Linked DNA regions of Mus musculus: region 1 is linked to region 2. A link is a loop called in an ENCODE intact Hi-C map of the cell type or tissue named here. Cell type or tissue: gastrocnemius. All regions are shown on one strand. Each heading gives the region's core, and the rest is flanking DNA. Links, peaks and the distances in the headings are about the cores only. Region 1 overlaps Per3 (period circadian clock 3). Region 2 holds the start of Gm23405 (a small nuclear RNA gene).

Region 1 (11,591 bases), core at 1,840-9,839, 71 kb before region 2:
AATGAGTTTTGCCATCTCCACCTGGTGACTCTTCCTAGGGACCTTTTCTGGGTGTTAAAATAGTCACTGGAAGTTTCACTTGCTGAGGGAAAAAAAAAAGGGTGAAAGTTCTAAAAAGGTACTATGAGGTCTCCTGCCCATACCAGAGATCCTGTCTGAAGGTAGACGCGACCCCTGGCCCCTTGTGCTGTATCATAGTTTCCTGTGCTTAGCCAGCAGGTAATGCCCTCCCCCTCAGCATCCCCTGTTCTCTCACAGAAAAAGAAAAAAAAAAAAAAAAAAAAAGCAACAAGCAAAACGTGGCAGAGTAATTTCCTGCATCGTATTCTAATCTCCAAATTGTTACTTTCTATTTATATCATTCTTAGTTCCAATACCTACTTCCTCAAGTTGTAACCACTGGACTTTGTAGTACAGGTGAGTTGAGATGTCATTTCTGTAGTGACATTTTAGAAGAGAAATTTAGTGGTATATTTATATTTTTAATCTCTTCTTGTTGACAGAGTAATTAAGCCTCATAGTGTGTTGATGGTGGAGATTCCCTTCATTTGGTATTTAGACTCCAACATCATCATAACTTAATGATTTTTTATAGTTCTACAACAGGAGTTGTGTAGTGTTACATAATAGAGCCTGTTCTGCTAACATGCACAGTGATGTGGTAGGTGTTTAAAGAGCAAGTTTTAAGAAAACATTCGCCCTCTAAAATCTTCGCAGTCCGTCTAGACAGGGAAACAAGTCCGTGCTAGGAAGCACAATGGCTGGTTACAAATGAACTTAGTGGCTAATAAAACAGGTCTGAGATGCAATTCTTATGTAATGGGGTCTGTCAGGGGCAGCTTTGTGGAGGAGGAGTGCTTGAGCTTGGGCTTTAAGCGCAGAGTCTGCTGACAAGAAGACAGTCCCTCCTGGTGGGGAGCGCAGTTTGCAGAAAAGTGTGTGCACTCTGTATATATTTAGTCTGCATGGAAGCTGGTGTGGGCTTTCTGGCATAGAGATTAGACTTTTAGGAAGCATGGTAGGCTTTTTATAGTAGTTGTTAAGGAGCATGCTGGAGAAAACTAGGAAGCTTTTTATCTTTACAAGTGTGTGCGTGTTGGGTGTATGTGTCGTGATAGAAATCCTGAAGAACCTGACTTTGCAGAGGCGTTGTCTGTGAGTTCTTCCGTGTCTGTTTTAAATATTTCCTGCAGGATACCTTCGCGGCCGTGTTTTCGTTTCTGTCTGGAAGGTTAGTGCACATTTCTGAGCAGGCTGCTTTGATCCTGAATTCTAAGAGGGGTTTCCTCAAGAGCGTGCACTTTGTCGACCTGCTTGCCCCTCAAGACGTGAGGGCGTTCTACGCGCACACTGCTCCAACTCAGCTTCCTTTCTGGAACAACTGGACCCAAAGAGGTATGAGACCAATGTTGCTTGAGTGGCTTGCACTAAGATCGGGTTGTTCTCTCGGAAATAGAACAGACGTTAACATGTTACTTTCAACATATAATCCATGTCATTTCCCTTATTTATTTATTTAGTTTATGTAGTTATTTATTTTATTTCTTTGGTGTTGGTTTGTTTTTTGAGATAAGGTTTTCTGTGTAGCCAAGGCTGTCCTGGAACTTGCATTGTAGACCAGGCTGGCCTCAAACTCTGCGATGTGCCCATCTCTGCCTGAGTGTGGATTTCAAGACACGTACCACAGCTATAGGCTTTCTTCTTCTTTTTTAAAAAAGCACAGCAAAATAGTATTTTTATCATTTAATAACTAACAGACCAATGCATTTCTTTTTACTTAGTGAGATTTCACATACTCTGTATGAAAAATAGCTTTGGTTGGTACAGGATCTCTTCCCTCTGAATTAGAAAGACATACTTTCTTCTTGTGTTGACTCCATGATGTCTTTGTCTAATAGATGTGACTTTATAGGTAAGATTCTGAGAGCTCGGATTCCCTTTTTCTGGCCCCTGAAAGTTCATGGATCCAGTAACTTGGTTGCCTTGAGAATTGTTGGTTTACTTGAACAGATCTGCCTGGCCACAGTTTTCTCTGTGACATTCTGTCCGTGTGATTTTCTTTTTAAAGTCGCTCGTTGCTCCTTACATTGTTTGTGAATCATCTCTTAAAGAGCTCAGTATATACCACGTGCATCGGCCTTTTCTTATATTTCAGTCTCTTTTCTCTGTTGTCTGTTTGTTGTAGCCCAGGCTATCCTCAACCTTGCCTTACAGCCAATATGCCTTAAACTCTGATCTTCCTACCTCTACTCCCCGAGTGATGAGATTACAGGCAGATACCACCAAACCATCGTTAGCAGTGCTGGAGATTGAGCCTAGGGTTTCATGAGGCTAGGCAAGCATTCTGCGGACTGAACTATATCCCCAGCATCACTTCATCTGCTTTAAAAGATTTTTTTATATATGTATGGGTGTTTTGCCTGCTTAAATGTCTGTGCACCACATGGGTTTCAGGGCCCATGGAAGCCATAAGAGGGGATTAGATTCCCCCTAGAACTAGAGTTATAGATGGTTGTTAACATGTACGTGCAGGGGATTGAATCTGGGCCCTTTAGAAGAACCATTTACCAGCGTCTTTATCATTACGGCTTCTCCCTAGCTCTCCTGTACTTACTTTTTTAAAGCTATTCCGTTTATTCTGTTAGAGAGAGGTGAGCACAGCAGCTCATCCCCGCACGCTGGAGGATGAGGCGGGATGGGACCTGAAGGCCATTGTCATCCACATAGTGAAAACCCCCCAAAAAGTGTAGCACAAGATTTACCATCTCCTGTCATGCTTAAGTCCAGGGATTCGAGGAATGGGAGAATGAGAAACAGACCGTTGCGTTGTCATCTCTCAGCCGCTACTTTCCTGGTTTTTACAATTTAATACTCAACCCAGTCTCCTTTTGTCTAACTGTATTCTCTCTCTCCTTTCCCATCCTAAGAAATCCTAGTATTGCTTACCTTCCTTTCCTGAATGCCCATTCTCAACCTTCAGTTGTCTGTGTTTGGCTTTCTCATTTCATTAATCACCCATTCTAAAAACACTCCATGATAACGTGGGGCCAGGAACTGTTCTAGGTGCTAGGATGCTAGATGTGCTTGCCGTCTCTTTTTGGGTTTTGTTTTGTTTTGTTTTTTCTTTAACAGTGCTTGCACCTTCATCCTTTCTGCTCTCTGCTGGTTAGTCGTTGCTATGATATCTTCATTCCATCTAAAACTTTAACATACGCTGAAATGATCACTCCTGCCATGCAGACACAGTATACATCAGTTTACCTCGGATACTGTGCTTCCGCTGTGTCCATCTCAGGTTCAAGCTTCAACCGAGAGCAGTTAATAAGCTCCAGGCCCGTTGTAGCTGTAACCGGCACTCACCTGCCTCAGGCTCTCCCTGTGAGGAAGGGGACACAGGGTGCTATTTACTCCGCAGTCCGTTTGCTCATGTCTTAGAACACGCTTCCGTCAGTGTCAGTTATATAGACCTCGCGGGAGGATCTGAGGCTTCTTTGTTTTGTTTTGTTTTTTTCAAGACAGGGCTTCTCTGTGTAGCCCTGGCTGTCCTGGAACTCACTCTGTAGACCAGGCTGGCCTCGAACTCAGAAATCCGCCTGCCTCTGCCTCCCGAGTGCTGGGATTAAAGGTGTGTGCCACCACGCCTGGCCTGATGCTTCTTAAGAACTCATTTCCACAAGCAAGAACTCACACATTCTCAGCTTGTTGAGCACCTTCTGAGCTTGTGTCCCCTGAGCTCACAGAGTCCAGCTCATGGTTCTGCAGTGGCTTGTGGTGAACATGGAAGCCTGATGTAATGTGTAAGTGGTGTGAGCAAGAGGCAGTTTTCTGATTCTTCAGATGACCCTTAGAAGTGCAGGGACATAGCCCTGTGCAGTATTTTGGATCCTGGGATTCTCACTGGTTATGTTCATAAAGATGTATGTATTTTAACAGTTTCCCATAGTTCAGTAGCTTAGGTCTTTTTACTGAAACGTTTGGGCAAAAGGTTCCTCATTTGACTCTAAAATACATTTACCTTGCTGGGCAGTGGTGACACCTTTAATCCCAGCACTTGGGAGGCAGAGGCAGGTGGATTTTTGAGTTCGAGGCCAGCCTGGTCTACAGAGTGAGTTCCAGGACAGCCAGGGCAACACAGAAACCTTGTCTCCAAAAAACAAAACAAAAACAAAACAAAAACAAAAAAACAAAAAAAAAAAAACCAACGTTTACCTTTGGGCTGTCACTATGTATTTAAGAAAGGCCGGTGGGCTGTCACTATGTATTTAAGAAAGGCCGGTGAGAACCGCTGGCCTGAGTGGCCTGAGGGAGAGAAAACATGAGGCCGCAGAGGATTGGCCTAGCCCTCTAGAGATGACATCAGCAGTACCTGAGAGTCATAGAGGATCATACATGGAAAAATTGTAAAAAAAAAAATTGTAGGAAAAATTCCCCAAGGTTAGACCTAAAGTGGAGGAAAACAATCACATTTACACGTCAGAGAACTGGGATCTGAAAATACTCCAGATTTCCCCAGCTATTACAGTGGGCCAGACTGCAGGCCCCAAAGTAGTGCCGTCAGGTCATCACAGTGACGTTAGAAATAGCACATGTGCTTGCTGTGAGGGACAGGTGTGGGCACATGAAGGAAAGTCCAGTCGGACTCTCCCGGGAGCACTTGAGGGTCAGGACTGCGTCACTGGGGAGCCACCCCAGGAGGGACAGGGCGATCGTCACCTCTCTCTCTTTCTAGCCTCGCAGTATGAATGTGCACCAGCGAAACCCTTTTTCTGCAGAATCTGGTAAGTAAACCACAGAGGCTCAAAATGTGGCTCAGTCTCTAATTTCTATTCAACCTTTACGGTGGTTCCTTTGTATTCAGCTAGATTCTGTTTTAGATACAACAACAAAACCTCTTGAGTGTTGCTATGTGAATTTGTGAATTTAGACAAAAAATAAAAACACTGAAAGATAATCGCCGGCCCTATGCCATCAGAGCCCATGGTTTGAAGTAAACTACAGCAAGCGTACTTCAGGCCCTGTTTTGTTTGCTTGCTTTTTGCTTTTCAGTTCAGTCACATTTAAATTAATTTATAAGATTTCCTCATGCTTACTTCTCAGTTTTTAGAATTTTTAATAGTAGGGCTTAAAAAAAAAGTGATCTAGAAGAAAACTGACCACACTTTAACAGGAATTGATTTCTTGTAGGCAGTTGTCACCCACTTCTCTACTGCGGTGTTGTTTTCATACGGAAAACTTTGTTTGTTTTGTTTGTTTGTTTGTTTGTTTGTTTTTGAGAGTCGTTCTCTCTGTGTAGTCCTGGGACTCACTCTGTAGATGATCAGCCTGGCCTCAAACAGAGATCCGCCTGCCTCTGCCTCTGCCTCTGCCTCCCCGGGGCTGGAATTAAAGGTGTGTGCCACCATTCCCGGCAAGAAAAAACATTTTACAGTGTCACAGTTATTTAATATCAGTATTGAAGGTAGTAACTACTCCAGATGGTTACAGGAGGAAAAATGTTTATAATGCAGATAACCAGAGAGGCCATAAAATTGAGCTAACAGTATTTGTATGCATAGGGAGGAGGGAATCACCTAACAGCAACAACAGTCACCAGGTGGGAGGGGCCTGCCCGTCTACTGAACACTCCTGAAAGGCAGTGAGTGACATGTGCATTGTTACAGTGAATACTGTCAGGTCCTACTCAATCAAAGCAATAGTTTTCTCCCCGGGTGTTGGGATAACATTTTTTTACATTGTGTGAAAGGTGTGTCTCTGTATTGAGAGCTAAGTGCTGGCAGGATATTGGTACTGTCATTTCTTTGGCGCATCGGTGACCTTATAGTTGTAAACCGCTGTCCTTCCATACCTGCTTATGTATGTGAAGGTCAGACAGCCTCCTATGCCGAGAGGCAATCTAGAGTCCTATCAGATATTGTCTCGCTGCTGATTGGTTGTAGTAAAGAGCTGCTGACCAATAGTGGTGCAGGAAGTAAAGAGGGGGCCGTCACTGTGAGAAGAAAACAGAAGTGGGGAGAGGTAGGACTGGGGGTGTTCAGAGAGGACATGGAGCAAATGGACCAGAATAAAGCAGAGAAAGGTATAAAGCTAGCCATGTGGCGGGTTATGTGTAAGATAGTCAAGTTAGATGGGAGATTGTTCAAGCAAAAGGCTTAAGTTAAACTGTGTAGAAGTCTCATGTCATTATTTATACCGCTGCTGGGTCCGGAAAGTCCCGCTATATCTTGTACTTAAATTTTGGAAGCAGGAAACCAATAATACATAAATGTAAGTGTGCCCACTGACAAAAAATTCTGGACAAGGGAAAAACTGCTATTTTATGCAGAGTCATTTTGTCTGTTTTCTATTGTTGTAACAGAGTATCTAAGAGTGGGTGGGTTGTAAGGGAAAAGTTACTCATTTTGGCTCACAGTTGGAGAGTTCACAGTTGGAGAACATAAAGCCAGAGTCTGCAGGCATCTGGTAATGGCCTCATGACAAAAGTCAAACAGGCATGGTCAAAAAGGCAGAGGGAGCCAGACACCACAGCAGCCAGCTCTCACCAGGGCAAACCCACTCGACAGAAACTGCATTACTGCCTTCCTGAGAGTAGTGCTCCCACATAGTGCTCCCATGACCTCCCAGGAGCCTTGCTTTGCTCTCAGTACTACATGGCACCCGAAGCTAGCACATCCACACTGTGATAGTGATGAAAGAAGCCCTCTTTGAGGGATCCCAGCTACTGCCAGAGACCTGAGGAAGGTAGGGTAAGGCAGGCAAGTGTAAGGAAGTCCCTGAGGAAGTGTGTTCCATGTGGTAGGAGCAGAGATGCACTGGGGTGGACCCTGACTGTCAAAGGGGAAGGAGGAAGAGGGCAGATGAGAAAGCAGGGACCAAACCACAGGGAACGTCACTTTCAGAAACAAGTGTTTTGTTGAGATTGATTATCTCTAACCCTTTTCCTTAGGACTTGTTAACCTAACAAAAGCAGAGAAAATAATACTGCAAACCCATGTGTTCTGATTGGCCAACCCGGTGCCACCTGCACCTCCTCCAGTTCTTCCCCATCTGCTTCCTCATCCCAGACCTCAAACATCCCCTCCATTAGTGCTTTAGAGTGTGCTTCTAAAAGACGGAGTTACCGTTCACTTTTATCATGATGAAGTTGCTCACCTTTGAGCAGTAGGTGGCCGCGCTGCCCCTGTAACAGTACCCACATGATCCTTGGCAGCCTCCTCTGCTCTAGTCATGAGGCATCCCGGACTGAACAGAGACTTTGTTACCCCAGACTCAAAAGTTGTCACTTCTCCAGGAGTCCCCTGTTCCAGGGAAAGGGAAACAGCACTGCCTCTGAGACCCAGTCTAGGCAAGGGGACAGTCCTCATTGCAGGGCCGCCAGTGTTTGCAGGACTTTCCAGCGGACAGAAATAGGGGTTCATTTATTAGGAAGGCATACTTTGCATTGGAAAGGACTGTGGGATGCTATGTAGAGAGACATGCTTTGAAAGACCCACAGCCAGAGAGAGCACCGACCGGCTTGGGTTGTAAGACCAGGCTGATGAGGTGGTGGAAGAGAACTATTTGGATGCTTCTCCAGGATTTATTAATGGGTTAGAACTGGGGCATGATACACAGGGAGTAAGAGATGGCAGTAGGAATCTTGGGTGCAGATAATTGAGGCCCAGGAGCACAGAGCAAAAGCACCTTCTTGGAAAGGTGCTTAGCTGTGTCTGGGCTAATCTGAGGTCTACACTGAGACTGTGTGAGAACCTGTTCTACTTAGAGGTACAGGTCAGCAGTTAATATCTGGGGCAAATGTCTATAAATGGCTTAGAACCCTTGGCCTGAAGGAGTCCTTACAGCAGTTGGAGGGAAGCTGGACAGATAAAAGCATGAACTCTTGTCTGGTTAGAGGAAGGCCCTCATTCAAATGACTGAAGTAGGAAGCAGGCCCATAGAGGTGAGGGAGCTGCCACACAGTGGATGGCTCTGGAGTTCTGCTGGCCTTGGGAGTAGGGGTTACTAATGTAGATTACTTTAGGAGAGAGGCTTGGTTGCAAATAAAGAGGAAAGGGGCTCACATTTGAACATGAAGACTCTGCAGGATGGTGGCATGTCCCCCTAGCAACAGAGTAGACACCGTTTTTGCTCGTCCTCAGAGCTGTCATTGGTGAGAACTGAGAAGGGACCAGGCTCTGTTCCAGAGGTTAGGTTGGGCAGCTGAGTCCTAACGCCCCCTTTTCCCAGCCAGGCATTTTGCAGGACAGTGCTTGCAGCAGCCAAGGAAGTAACTGAAGAAGCTTTGACTGTCCATTCTTTCAAAGGGGGAAGAGGGGTACCTTAGAGTCATGTGACCACACGGGACCCCATTTTCTATTTAGTAGTGCTTGGTGTGCTTCACGGAAGAAGAGTAAAAGATGGGAGTTTGGGGCACAGCCATGAGCCAGTTGTGGGGTGATCAACAGTGATATAAACAGCTCTCCTGAAACTTCTTACACAGTGAAGAGAGGGTGGGTGTGTACCTGCCCAGGGGAGACTGAGATTTCCAGCTACTTCCCTTTAGGAAAACAGACACCTCTAAACGTTTTAGATTGGGGTCTTTCTGTCTTGGGAGTTACTGTGGAGCATTCAGCAGCCTGTCTGCAGTGGGCTGAGTGCACCCGGACACACACTAATCACCTTTGCTCTCTTCAGTGGAGGTGGAGACAGAGAGAAGAGGCATTACTCCCCATTCCGGATCCTCCCCTATTTGGTTCATGTACATAGCTCTGCCCAGCCAGAACCAGAGCCTTGCTGTCTAACACTGGTTGAAAAGATTCACTCTGGTTACGAAGGTAAGTCAGGAAGTACGCCCTGCTCTCTGTAAGATGCAGAATGCCGGTGTTTAACAGCAGTGTGGAGATAGCAGCGTCTGTAGGTCTAGGACAGAAGACTGCTTCCGTTTCCAGTCTGGGTCATAGGCTCGGGAAGCATGTAGCTGGTGTGTGCTAACCTTGTCTTCTGTGCAGTTATCCCTGCCGGTGTGGCCTCCCGGGCTGTGGAGATCCTCACACTCAGATAGACACGCAGTACTTTATTCCCATCTCTGTTGGTGACCTGTTCTATGGCCTTTTATATCTGTCATGTATGAAACAATAGCACTAAAATCATTACATGAAAAGGCCACAAGAATGGTTGAGTTTGCCGGAAGCACATGTTCTAGGGACTGAGGCATGTGTGCCCTGGGCAACATATCAAGTTCAAAGATAGCCTGGAATACCTGTCTCACCGACAGCTGGAGGTATACCACAGTGGTAGAATGCTTGTCTGGCTGTGTAACCGCAAGGCCCTGGGGTTGATCCTGGGCAGTTGGTGGAGGGGGCAAGACATTATATTATAGAAGTGTTTGGAAACTTCCAGAAATTTCAGTATATATATTCAGTAAACAGAAATACATTTCTAAACTTATAAATAGCAGCAGCTTCCATCTTAATACTTAAAATCATAGTTGGTTCTTATAAGACATGATATGTGCTTTTCTACAAATTACCACCCTGTTCAAAAGCCCCCATAAAAACGTAGGACCATGGTGAGAATTAGTTCAGGGGCACAGTGATCAAAAAAGATTAATTATATTTAAAAAAAAAAAAAAGGACAAGGGGCTAAAATAGCTCAGCAGTTGAGAACACTGACTGCACTTCAGTGGACATGGGTTCAGTTCTCAGCACACACATGGTAGCTCACAGCGGTCTGTAACTATAGTCTAAGGTAGCTCATAACCTGTTTGGCCTCCTCCTATATGTGAAGGACAAACACCTATGCACATAAATGTATTTTTAAGGGAATAATAAAAACTATAGATTTACATACCAAACCAGTGGTTCTCAACCTGTGGGTCATGACCCCTCTGAGAGTTGAACTACATTTTCATAGGGGTTGCTTGTCAGACATCCTGCATGTCAGATATTTACATACAGTTCATAACAGTAGCAAAATTAGTTATGAAGTAGCAATGGAAATAACTGTATGGTTGGGGTCATCACAACATGAGGAACTGTATTTACGGGTCTCAGCATTATGAAGGTTGAGAACCACTGTGTTAAACGATAAGAAAAACCCCCAACAGTACTGTAACTGTGGCCTGGGATGAAGCACTGTAGCTGCAGCAGTCGAAGTGTGTGCATGCTGTGTGATCCTGGTTACCTCCAAGCAGTGGGGCTTTGATGTATTCACTTAAGTGTCTTGCAGCTGAAAGCATGCGCAAGTGACTGAGGTAAGCCATGTTTCCGTGCATGTTTAGAGCAGAGCTTGCTGGCTTAGAGATACCAGTTTTATCATGTAACACTGCTTCTGAGCCACTTGGAGAGCTGGCCACCATCGCGTGTGCGTGCGTGTCCAGAGTATGCGTGTCCAGAGCTTCCCTAGCTCCAGCTCTGACTGGGAGCAGTAAGGATGAAGAAACCACCTGTTTAAGGTGCAGCAGTCTTTCTGTATGTAAAAGTAACCAGAGTGTAGCCATGTAGGTTGACCTCATTTAAATCACATTAGGAATGGAATATCTAATTGTGTTGTAGCTTTGACCCCAGACCAGTCAGTCCTCTGAGTTAGATTTCTGCCATTTCATATGGGGTTTTTTCCCTCCTTGTATGTTCAGTAGCTAGTTGGGTAGATGGTTAATTGGATGTTTGAGCCTTAATCAGTTTTTCTCCTTTTTTAATAGCTCCTCGAATCCCTGTAGATAAAAGAATTTTTACCACAACACACACTCCAGGATGTGTGTTTCTTGAAGTAGATGAAAGGTAAATACTTTATTGGGTCTAAAAGAGATTTGTTTCTGAAGACAAACCAAGGTACTTAACTTACTAGAGGTCTGAGCTATGTGTGTGTTATGTGCTGTCGTGTACCCTGTGACAGACTATGAGGTTGCCTGCATGGCTCCGGCTGGTTACAGTCCAGCTTAGATTGAGTCCTCTTAAGTATATTTCAAGTTACGTTTATGGGTTCGTTTGTTTGTGTGTGTGTGTGTGTGTGTGTGTGTGTGTGTGTGTGTGTGTGTGTGTGTGTTTGCCATGCACACATGGAGGTCAGGGGCACCTTTCTGGCATTGGGTCTCAGATCCAGTTCACGGCAGCAGGCGTGGCGGCAAGTACTTAACAGGTAACTGTTAAGCCTTCTCACTGTGCCAGTTGGTTGGATTTTAGTGTAAACACCTCGTGTGTTGTATTTTTAAAGTTATTTACATGATAGCTTACTTGAGCCATAGGTGGCACAAGAGTTAGTATTCTTATTTTTATATAAGCCAAGGACCAGTTCACCAAAACCATCTGACTGTATTCTGCTTAGAACCAAGACTCAGTCTCTGTGTCTGTCTGTCTGTCTGTCTGTCTCTCTCTCTCTTTTGAGGCGGGGTGGTTTTGAGCTGGTTTGTCTGTGCAATCCTGACTGCCCTGGAACTCACTCTGCAGACCAGGCTGACCTCCAACTCAGAGATCCACCTGCCCCTGCCTCCCAAGTGCCAGGATTAAAGGCATATGCCACCATGCCTGACTAAGACTCAAATCTCTTAGCGTTTACTTTAGTGGTATTTCCATTTGACGGATGTTGTTCAAATCAATTCATGCTAACTATTGTAATTA
Region 2 (11,591 bases), core at 1,229-9,228:
CTACCCTCTCTGCCTCTTTTGCACCTTTGGCTTCTGGCTCTGTACTTGGCTCTCCTCTCTCCCTGCCCCCCCCCACGTGCTTCAGGGTCAAGACCACTCCTCTAGACTCTCCCAGATGTGTCTGCCTCTGGCTATGCTCTCCCAGGTGTCTATAATAAATTTTCCCTCCACCATACGTAGGAACGGGCATGTCCTTTTATTTTTTTTTCCTTTTTATTTATTTATTTTCATCCAATGTCATGTGTGTGCAGGTGCCCACCCAGAACAGAAAAGGATGCCGAGTCTCCTGGAGCTGGAATTACAGTCACTGTAAGCTGCTCTCGGTGAGTCCTCTTCAGGAGCAACAAATGCTCTTATTTTCTAAGCCATCATTTCAACCCTGTCTCCTACTTAAACAACAACAACAAAATAACAAAAGAGACAGGTTCTTGCTGTGTAGCCCAGGTTGGCCCCACACTCCCAACCTTCCCGACTTAACCTCCTGAATGCTGAGATTATAGGTGTGTACCACCATGCTTAGATGGAACATGCTCTCTTGCAGAGCCAGGTCTTTCTGTGCAGTCGTCTACAAGGATAATCATGTAGACAAGATAAAAACAGGAGCTAAGTCTGTAGCACACTCAGAGATCACAGGAAAAATGATCAAGGTCACTGAGAAATAGTGTTGGTGCTCCAGGGTATGCTTGACAATTGATTGATTGATTGATTGATTGATTGAGACACTGCAGGATGAATTTAGGCTTCTCAACAGCAGGGGATCATCTGTTGAAGGTCTGAACTCTGAACTGCTTTTCAGAATCTCTCTTTCTCTCTTTTTTTTTGGGGGGGGGGGTGGGTCAAGACAGGGTTTCTCTGTATAGCCCCGGCTGTCCTGGAACTCACTTTGTAGACCAGGCTGGCCTCGAACTAAGAAATCTGCCTACCTCTGCCTTCCAAGTGCTGGGATTAAAGGTGTGCGACACCACGCCCGTCTTCTCTCTCTTTTTTTAAAGATGTATTTAATGTATATGAGTGCACTGTAGCTGTCTTCAGACACACCAGAAGAGGGCATCGGATCCCATTACAGATGGTTGTGAGCCACCATGTGGTTGCTGGGAATTGAACTCAGGACCTCTGGAAGAGCAGCCTGTGCTCTTAACCACTGAGCCATCTCTCCAACCCCTCTACATAAGTTTTTACTCATTTACTTTTACTTTATGTGTATGTTTGTGAGACTGCTTGAGTTTATGTACACCACGTGTGTATGAGGAGGCTGTGGAGGCCAGAAGAGGGTGTCGGATCCCCTTGGATCTGGAGTCAAGTGTGCTGTGAGCCCAGCTCCTCTGCAAGAGCAACCAGTGCTCCTAACAACTGAGCCATCTCACCACCTTCCTAAGCTGCTATTTTTAATGGGATTTTTTTCCCATTCATATCATTGTGTTGTGCTTGATTTAGAAAGACCAAGGTTTCTAAATGTTTGTTGTTCCTATCAAAACATTTAAACGACATTTTAATTAATTTTAGCGTGTGTGTGTTGGGGGGGGGGCGGGGTGAATACCACAGTGTGCATATGGATTTCAGGGGACAGCTTGCAGGAGTTGTGGGTTCCGGGGGACCTGACTCAGCTTGTCAAGTACCCAGGTACCCACGGATGTCTCGCTGGGTGACAGGTACCCATGGAGCCCTTTGAATGACCCTTTGCTGTGTCAAGACAGTGTCACTGTGCAGGCCTGGCCCACCCTGGAACTGACTGTGTAGATCAGCTGGGCGAGGCTCACTGTTGCCTGCACACCTTAGATGTTGTGATGACTGATCAGATGCTAACACACACACCTCTGGCAGGTTTGCATGTAGAGAAATGTGTTTAAATCAGGCCTACAGTGACAATGTTCTTGTTTTAAGACAAGATTTTTTTTTAACTACACTGCTTTTGTGTTTGTGTGTGTGTGTGTTCATGTGTGTGAGCATGTGCACATGAATGTCATGGTACAAATGTGGAGGCCAAGGGACAATTTGCAGGAGTTAGTTCCCTCCTCCTGTGTGGGTCCTGGGGATCAAACTCAGGTTCTCGGTAGCCCAGGCTGGCCTCTAACTTACTGGGTAGCCGAGGAGTCACCCTGAGCTTCTCCTCCAAGCGCAGGGCTCCCAGTTCTCCACCACACCTGATTCTAATGCAGTGCTGATCTTCGCACAGGTGAGGCCAGCACAAAGGCAATGAGCTATGTGTCATCCCCAGCCCTGTGTTGACTGTGTGTGGGCAGTGAGCCTCGCCCCTTTCTATCCCTTAGAAGTGACAGGGAAGAAGTGAGTCAGAGTTGACCACAGGGCAGGAAGCTCAGGATAGACCGTATCAGAAAGTGAAGGCTTCAGGGATGCAATGCCTGTTACAATCACTAACTGGTCAATCATCGTTAATTCAAAGGTAACCACCATCTGACACGGTTAAAACTGGGAAACAGCTCTTGCAAAGGAGAGACAAGAGTTTGTATTGTCCAATCTGTTTCATTTGCAAAAATCACTAGTTTGCTTAAGAATTTCAGATCTGAGGGACTGGAGAGGTGGCTCTGCAGTTGAAAAGCACTGGCTGCTCTTGTAGAGGACCAGGGTTTGGCTCCCAGCATCCACACAGCAACACATCCACTGCCTGATACTCTAGCTCCGGGGTGGGGTGGGGGGATCTGATGCCCTCTTCTGGCCTGCATGGGCACCAGCACACGGGTGCATGTGTACACACGCAAAGAGACGCATAAAATAAAACTTTAAAAAAAAAATAATTTCAGAAGCAATTAGATTAACATGGCAGTAAGTAGACTGCTCCCTCTACTTTCCAGGCCTGCCTGTACCCCACGGAAGTTGGAACATATTGGAATAACTGCACCCATGGCTGTCAAGGACTACCTGGGCCTCTGGACTAACATGGCAGGAATTGTAACTTCTTCCTCAGCTTTCTCAACGGCAGTTTTATTTATGCATTTCCTTTCTTCAGTCTGTTTTGGTAAATTATGCTTTTCCTAGAAGATTGTAATAGGTTTTCACCAGCGCGATAGGCCAGATCAGATCACCGTAAAAGTAAATAGGTGCACGTTTATTGGGCGCAGCTCCTGGGTGGGTTCGCAGGTCCCAGAGAACAGAGCCAGGGAAACCACGAGCCCAGGCTAAGGCCAGGGGGTTTATAGATCTCGGGCGATGATGTATCAGCCAGGAGCCGGAACTGTGCCCAAATATAGTCAAAAGCTGATCGCTTACACGGGTGGGCTGGCAGATTGCATCAGCTGCTGGAAATGCGGAACTGAGATTTGGGGGCCTTTTGGGGGGGGGTATCCGAGACAGGGTTTCTCTGTGCAGCCCTGGCTGTCCTGGAACTCACTCTGGAGACCAGGTTGGCCTCGAACTCAGAAATTCACCTGCCTCTGCCTCCCAAGTGCTGGGACTAAAGGCGTGCGCCACCACACCCGCCTTTGGGGCCCTTCTTTTGTTCAGAGTTTTTCAGTGTGCGAGGGTTTGGGCGGAGATTAGACGGGGCTCCCCAGGCCACGCAGGGGTGAGCAGTGGACTCCAAGCTCCAACCAAACAGCTTGATCATTTTTTTCCTAGCAGGAATCTCTTCCTAGAAATCGTGTGTGTATGTGTGTGTGTGTGTGTGTGTGTGTGTGTGTGTGTGTGTGTTTATGTGTATGTGTTTACATGTATATGTGTATGTAGAGGTGCCTGTGGAGGACAGAGGACAAACTTGAGTGTCGTTCTGCCCTCCACGTTGATTCCTTGAGATGAATTCTCTTTCTGGCTAGGCTGGCTGGCCGTCAAGCGCCATGGAGCCAACTGCTCTCCATCTCCCCGTGCTAGAATTGCGTCTGCGCAGTAGGTCACCCAGCCTCTTGACGTTGGCTCTGGGCTCGAACTGGAGTTCTCCGGCCATCATTTTTCCACAGTGAGCATCTCACCAACGGAGTCTTCATCTAACCATTGTTCCTGGGTTTTTGAGACACAGTCTGGACACATAGTTCGGGCTAGCTTAGAACTCAATGCTGAGACCAGGTTGGCGTCAAACTTGGAACAGTCCTCCTGCCTTAGCCTCGGGAATGCTAGGGTTATAAGCACATACCAGCAGGCTTGGCTCTAGCAATTTCTTGGAACATGGTGAGATTTCAGGCTACATTAACTACATGGAGCTTGGATCTGAAACAGCCCGTGGGAGTGCCGCCGTGAGATGGGTTCCATCCCCAGGACTGCATACACCCTGTGTGGTGGAGGCAGGAGGATCAGGAGTTCAGAATTAGGCTGATCTACATAATGAGCCTGGGTTACATGAGACCATCTCTCAAAAACCAAACAAAGCCACGTGTCATGCATGCTTTAGAATGGTCTTAGTTACTTAAATTGCTGTCTCTAATTTTCATTCTCTGCCCAAGACCATGTTTTCTTCTGATGGGCTGATTGCACGTGGTTAGGAACTTCCTGGTTCCGTCTAATTGAGACCAAGTTAACATCTGAGGGTATAGACCCTGGCCAACAGTGTGATCTCCTTAGTCCCCAGAAGATGACCATCATTTTCCCTTCTTGTCTGCAAGAAGACAGGTGATAATTAAATGACTCCTGGCACCTCTTCATCCTGGAGTCTCCCTGGTCCCAGGTAGCCACCCACACAATGGTGGTGTCTACCGCCCTCTTGTGGCGGAGGGAGTTTTTGTTCTTTCCAGTTTCTCATCTGACAAAAAGTTCCAACAGCAGGGTGGCAGAAGTGAGTGGGTGAGTGTGGGTGTCAAATATTTACATCTGAGCATCGCGCTAAGTGACATTAGGGGTAAATGCGGAGGAGGATCCAGAGACCCCGGTAAGCTGAACACCTTTAAGCAAGATCCAGGTTGCCAAATGAGGTGGGTTTGGCCAAATGCTGCTTGTTTTCTAATGTTAATTTGGGTCCCCAAAACTGCAAGTAGTGTCTGTAAGTAGCTTCTGGGAACCTGCCCCCAATGGAATCTGACTGTTAAATAAAAATGCCAACAGCCAAGCTGGGGAGGACAGACAGAGGTCGGGTATTTTTAATTTCCTGGGGCTTGGGACAGACGGAGAAGGGTAGCTACCATGTGAAGGAGCCGGGAGAGTGTGGCCAGAGAGGATTGCCCAGCTGGGTCCAGGGCAGCGAAGAGAGAACAGAGATTATTGGCACGTGGAGGTTAGGCAGTGGCCCAGCTATTGAGCTACTTAAGGCCTATCAAAATATAAAGGCTGTGTGGGGGGAGGGGGAGGAATGTCTTTCTTTGGGGAACATATATCATTGAGGCGGGTGGTGAGCCTGCCACTGGGACTTATTAATTAATTATTTAATTCAACAGCCAAACAACCAGAGACCTGTTTCAGCGTGTTGAAGAGCCCAGATGCAGATCTCAACAGAGAGTTACCCACGTGTCATCTGTCATCGGAGATGCTCTGTACAGATATGCCCAAAACAAATATGGTGCTCACGACTGAAGACCGGGCTTTTCTGGTTTTGTGATTTGAGAGACTTTGGGATCCTAGAATGAAGGTCTTCTGGTATTTATATTGGAATATGGTTTTTTGTTGCTTTTGCTACTGTTCAAGTTTTACGACTTGTTTTCATTTATGTATGCATTTGTGTAGAAAGCATACCAAGTGTATGCAGATGCCTGCAGTAGCCAGAAGAGGGCGTCAGATCCCTGGAGCTGGAGTTACAGGTGAGCCACCAAGCATGGGTGCTTGGTTCCTCTGCAAGAGCACTATGCACTCTCGACTGCGGTTCTAGTGGATATATTTTTTAAATCATCATCATCAAAGCTGGGCAGTGGCGGCGCACGCCTTTAATCCCAGCACTCGGGAGGCAGAGGCAGGCGGATTTCTGAGTTCGAGGCCAGCCTGGTCTACAGAGTGAGTTCCAGGATAGCCAGGTCTATACAGAGAAACCCTGTCTCGAAAACAAACAAACAAACAAACATCATCATCGTCAACATCATCATTATTATTTAGTAGTGGTGTTACGGTATTTTTGACTACATGCGTCTCTGAACCACATTGTGCAGTCCCCAGGCAGGCCACAAGAGGGCATCAGATCCCTTGGAACTAGAGACCTATGAGCCACCATGTAGATCAGCCCTTTTCAACCTGTGGGTCGTGACTGTACAGCCCTTTCACAGGGTCGCCTAAGATTCTCAGAAAACACAGATATTCACATAACGATTCATAACAGTATCAAAATTACAGTTGTGAAATAGCCACAAAAGTTATTTTATGGTTGAGGGTCACCATGACATGAGGGACTAAAGAGTCCCAGCATGAGGGAGATTGCGAACCGCTGATACAGATGCTGGGAACTGAAGGCGAGCCCTCAGTCAGAGCACCAAGTGCTTGTACTCAGTAAGCGACCTCTCCAGCCCCGGAAAGGAGACCATGTGACTGCTGAGAGCAGAGCCCACGCCCTCAGCCAAAGCAGCAAGTGTTCTCAACAGCTGAACTGTCCTCCAGTCTCTACTGTAAACTTTTATTATGTGCGGTTTTTAGAGATCTCCTTTAGGAGGGTGTGGGAACGCAGCCCCCACTACCACAGATTACGCAGTTAATTTCCCACGTGTGGGGGGGATCTCGGGGGTCAGCACATCCGAGGGCAGCGGAGGAGCCTCACACCGGGAAACCACCTTGTGGTCATGGTGTGCCCCCTGCTGGGTGACTACGGATAAGCTTGCCCGACATATACAGTAAAGACATGTGCGTGTGATTCGTGTTTAACTCTGTTCACCCCAGAAGAATTCTGATTACTGCTATTTATTACTTAGTCTTAAATTCATACAGCATGCAGTATTTTTTTTTAATTAAAGCACAGAAAAACAGTTTAAAGAAAAATCTAGTGGGCTGATAGTGAAGCCCAACTGCTGAGCACCTTGGCGAGAGCCTGGTGCACAGCTCAAACTCAACTCTAGGTGTTGCTGTGGAGGGCTTTTCCACAGTGCTTATCCTTATTTTTATTATTATTATTATTATTATTATTATTATTATTATTATATTATTATTATTATTATTACTTATTCACTTTGCATTCTGCTCACTGCCCCATCCTTGTCATCCCCTCCCAATTTTTCTCCCCTCCCTCTCCCTCCTTCCCCTCTCCTCTGGGAAGGTGGGGGTCTCCCTAGGTATCCCCCCACCTGGCATATCAAGTTTCTGCAGGGCTAGGCACATCTTCTCCTACAGAGGCCAGACAGGGCAGCCCAGCTAGAAGAACATATCCCACAGACAGGCAACAGCTTTAGGATAGCCCTCGTACCAGTTGTTCGGGACCCACCCACATAACCCAAGCTGAACATCTGCTACCTATGTGTGGGGAGGCCTAGGTTCAGCCCATGTATGCTCTTTGGTTAGTGGTTCAGTCTCTGAGAGCCCTAAGGGTTAGTTGACTCTGTTGGCCTTCCTGAGGAGTTCCAATCCCTATTCCCTTAGAGGCTGCAATCCTTTCTCCTCTTCTTTCATAAGAGTCGCCAAGCTCCACCCACTGTTTGGCTGTGGGTCTCTGCATCAGTCTAAGTCAGCTGCTGGGTGGAGCCTCTCAGGAGAGCCTTTCCTAGACTCCTGTCTGAAAGCATAACAGAGCATCACTAATAGTGTCAGGGATCGGTGCTTGCTCATGGGATGGGTCTGAAGTTGGGGCCAGTTATTGGTTGGCTATTCCCTTCAGTCTCTGCCCCATCTTTGTCCCTGCATTTCTTGTAGACAGGATACATTTGGGGTCAAAAGTTTTGTGGGTAGGTTGGTGTTCCTACCAATCCATTGAGGTTCCTGCCTGGCTATAAGAGGTACCCTCTTCCAGTTCTATATCCCTCATGCTGTGAGCCACAACTAAGGCCACCCCCATTGATTCTTGGATACCTACTTAATAACCCCAGGTCTCTGTCTCTTCCTGGAGATGCCCCCACCCCTGTCAGTTGCAGAATTCCATTCATTCTCCTGGCTATCTGACCATCTCTCCAGTCCCTCCCCAAACTTGATCCCGAACACCCCCATTCCCATCCCCTCTACCACCCAGTCCCCTCCCTCCATCTGCCTCCTATGACTATTTTATTCCCCCTTCTAGGTGAGAGTCAAGCTTCCTCACTGGGCCTTCCTTCTTGTTTAGCTTCTTAGGGTCTGTGGAATGTAGCGTGGGTATCCTGTACTTTATGGCTAATCTCCACTTATCAGTGAGTACATACCATGCTTGTGCTTAGGGGACTGGGCAGGGAGATGCAAGTCAAAACAACTCTGAGATTCCATCCTACACCAGTCAGAATGGCTGAGATCAAAAACTCAAGTGATACATGCTGGTGAGGATGTGGACCAAGGGGACACTCCTCTATTGCTGATGGAGTGCGAACTTGTACAAACACTTCGGAAATCATTTGGCAGTTTTACAGAAAACTTGGAATATTTCTACTTTAAGATCCAGCTATACCACTCCTGGGCGTATACCCAAAAGATGCCCCGCCATCTCACAAAGACACTTGCTCCACCATGTTCATAGTAGCTTTATTTGTAATTGAAGTGGAAATCTAAGGGTTCTTTGGAAAGTCAGTTGGATGGTGTTTAGCTGAAGCAGACGCAGGAGAGAGGATGTTCTACTAAAGCAAGCATGTGAAAGGACACGTGATGAAGGATTCTTTGCTAACAACACGCAGGTGTTGGTCTACCTTTCGTTGCATAGTTGAGCTGCATTTGTCGGAACTCCATAGACAGAAATGCACCAAAAAACTTCTGGTAGTGTGCTGCAGTTTCTTGCTGCTTCCCCAGACTCCAGCTGATGGGCAGAGGATGTCAGCTGAGACAGTGCTTGTGCTGAGGCAAGACGTGTGAAGGGCACGTGATGTTTGGAGGGAGTGTAAACAGGACTCGACAGTGACAGAGGCTGAGCCAGGCTTGCTTATAGAGTTAGCTGTGCAACACTTGTGGGTCTCCAGTCTTCCCTGATCTTTGCTTCCCTGATTGAGGCACAGCCAAGAACTTTTTCTGGCTTTCCTCCAGGTCTCTCCTGATGACTCGTGCCAAGGCTGAGGCCTGGCTGTCTCTGCTAGGTAGTGCCACAGCTGCTGATTCATGCTTGCTATCCCAACTCTTGTTCTTGAATTGGTTCTAACGCTTCTTGTGTTAATTCAGCTCCCAAAATTACATGGGAACCCGAATGTCTACCTGTAAAACTCTGGGAATTCCTGCCCTCAGTTGGCTTTGATTGGTAAATAAAGTTGCCGGCGGCTAATGGCTGGGCGGGGAGACAGAGGCAGGACTATTTAGGTTCCCTGGCAAGGAACACAGGGGAGGAAGAATAGTCACCATGCCAAGAAAGGAATAAGATGCAGGCTTGAGAGCTGCAGAAGGCAGTACCAGCCAGGGAAGTCGGCCCCAGTACACACACACACACACACACACACACACACACACACACACACCATTGGGTCTAGGGTAGCAAAGATGGAATATAGATTTTAGTAATAACTCAGGGGTGTCAGAGGGGAGGCATTAGCAATGTGGAAGTTTGGGAGTGGCCCAGCCATTACAATGTTTAAGACATATTAAAATAGAAGGGTGTGTGTGTGTGTGTGTGTGTGTGTGTGTGTGTGTGTGTGTTTTATTAGAGAATCCAGAGCACCAGGAGCAGGTGGTGAGGTGTGCCGCTGCAGGGGAGATTAGAGCAGATTAATCAACTACCGATACACAATGCTACCAAACTGGACTATTGGTGTATCTATGAAGTGTTTGCGAGTGGATCAAGCTGCTGCTGCTGACCTGTGAACTGAACTGCCGATTTCCAGACAACACAGATGGGAGCTGTTCCAAAGAACCATTTCTAAACAGGTCCACTTCCACCATATCCTTTCTTTCCCACTACCTCTGGTGGGAGATGGGCTACAAGGGAGGCTAAAGCGTTTGAGAACCATCATTAAAAATAGGGCCTGGGAGTCTGCCACTAGCAGCCTTCACATGAAGATGTAGAACTCTCAGCTCTGCCTACATCGTGCCTGTCTAGATGGGTGCCCTACTCCCACCTTGATGATGAGGGACTGACCTCTGAACCTTGGTAAACAGAACCTGGAGGAGCTACTGACAATCATCTCAAGTGGATTGATGAGAAGAGACTCTACCAGACCCGTCAGGCTGGCCGGATTCTCAGAAAAGGAGGCATGGGCTTCTGTGACCTTTTACACTCTGTCAGGATCTTTCAATGCCAGTACCATGGGATGATCACCAAGAACAGCAGCAGCAATGGAGTGGATCAACCTGAGTTTAGAGTGCTACAGAGGGCAGAGCTGGAGAAGTGACACCAGCCCTTTGGAGGAGCCCAGAAGATCATGTGTGGATCCCAGACATTGAAACAGGAAGTTGTAACTTTGAAGTTGCCTTGGAGACCCCAAGACTTTGGAGATGCCAGAGCCAGGAGCTATCTGCTAAGGAAACCTGTTAACAGAGTGGAACCGGCCCAGGAGACAGAAGTTTGTTGCCGACAACAAAGGTGAAAAAAATAGTTGGAGATTTGAAAACTGCTTTAATATCAGACAGAGAGATGCAGAGTTTGTAGTTTGCCCAGTTGGTTTGGTTTCCTGTCTTGCTTTGGGGATTACAATTTAGTGACTGGATAGATCTCATAAGAAACTTTGAAATTTTAACATTGTTGATACTACTATAGATTATGGGGACTTGGGAAGTTGGACTAAATGTACTTTTTTAGTATGGTATGTTTAGGTATGGCCTCCATAGACTCGTATGTTTGAACAATCCTATGGGAGACAGGGAGTGGAATGTTATGGGTTGTATATGCTGCTCAGGGAGTGGCACTATTAGAAGGTGTGGCCCAGTTAGAGTAGGTATGGCCTTGTTGGAGTAGATATGTCACTGTGGGCATGGGCTTTGAGACCCTCATCCTAGCTGCCTGGAAGTCAGTATTCTAGAAGCCTTCAGATGAAGATGTAGAACTCTCAGCTACTCCTGCACCATGCTTGCCTGGATGCTGCCATGCTCGCACTTTGAGAATAATGGGCTTAACCTCTGAACCTGTAACCCAGCCTCAATTAAATGTTATTCTTATTAGAATTGCCGTGATCATGGTGTCTGTTCTCAGCAGTAAAACCCTATCTAAGACAGGTGGGAAGGAAAGCTTTGATTGGGATGTAAAGTAAATAAATAAATTAAATAAAGTAAATAAATAAATAAAATTTAAAAAATAGGTTCTGAAAAAAATCAAAGTTACACGTAATAGCTAGAAACTGGAAACAAACTAGATGTCCCTCAGTTGAAGAATGGATAAAGAAAATGTGGTTCATCTACACAAAGGGATACTATTCAGCTACTTAAAAACAAAGACGTCATGAATTTTGCAGGCAAATGGATGGATCTTGAGAATATCAACCTGGGGTTATCTTTAAACCAGTACTCTGTTGTAGAATGGGGGAACTCGTGGTACCCCACTTCTCTATGAGGACTTACACGCAGTTAATGGTCACTGAGGGCAGGAGAGACATTGCCCTTGGTGGTGACGCTACTGAGAAGGTACACTGTTGTAGCCCCTGAGTTACTGATACTAGAGAGACTTCAGTGTTGTACAGACAGTTTGCCTCTGCATTCCAGCCAGAGGCTCCCATCCT

Evidence for each region. Hi-C counts contacts between places; a loop is a spot of excess contacts. Peaks named below come from ENCODE experiments on the same cell type or tissue, not always from the same donor. Only the 100,000 strongest peaks of a DNase experiment are listed, where the experiment ranks them.
Region 1: a loop joins it to region 2, with 2.4 times the contacts of the local background. A loop is called at or near these places in 2 of 42 quality-filtered maps.

The regions. Positions count from the first base shown.
Region 1 is chr4:151,031,076-151,042,666 of GRCm38, reverse strand. Per3 (period circadian clock 3) reads left to right here. Exons shown (of 21, transcript NM_011067.3): 4 at 1,194-1,395; 5 at 4,730-4,778; 6 at 8,671-8,810; 7 at 10,676-10,754. Among named protein-coding and RNA genes, the nearest start is that of Per3, 7.8 kb to the left of the region's middle. In gastrocnemius, for the core only: no CTCF peak of the experiment used is centred there; no DNase peak of the experiment used is centred there; H3K27ac peaks cover 383 bases.
Region 2 is chr4:150,959,806-150,971,396 of GRCm38, reverse strand. It overlaps Gm23405 (a small nuclear RNA gene), which reads right to left and starts at 6,662; the gene lies at 6,504-6,662. Gm30120 (a long non-coding RNA gene) reads left to right here. Exons shown (of 4, transcript XR_390979.2): 2 at 252-323; 3 at 2,811-2,974; 4 at 3,768-5,810. In gastrocnemius, for the core only: CTCF peaks have their summits at 4,649 (motif pointing left), 6,029 (motif pointing right) and 6,655 (motif pointing left); DNase peaks (open chromatin) are centred at 4,646, 6,030, 6,614 and 8,973; H3K4me3 peaks cover 596 bases; H3K27ac peaks cover 343 bases.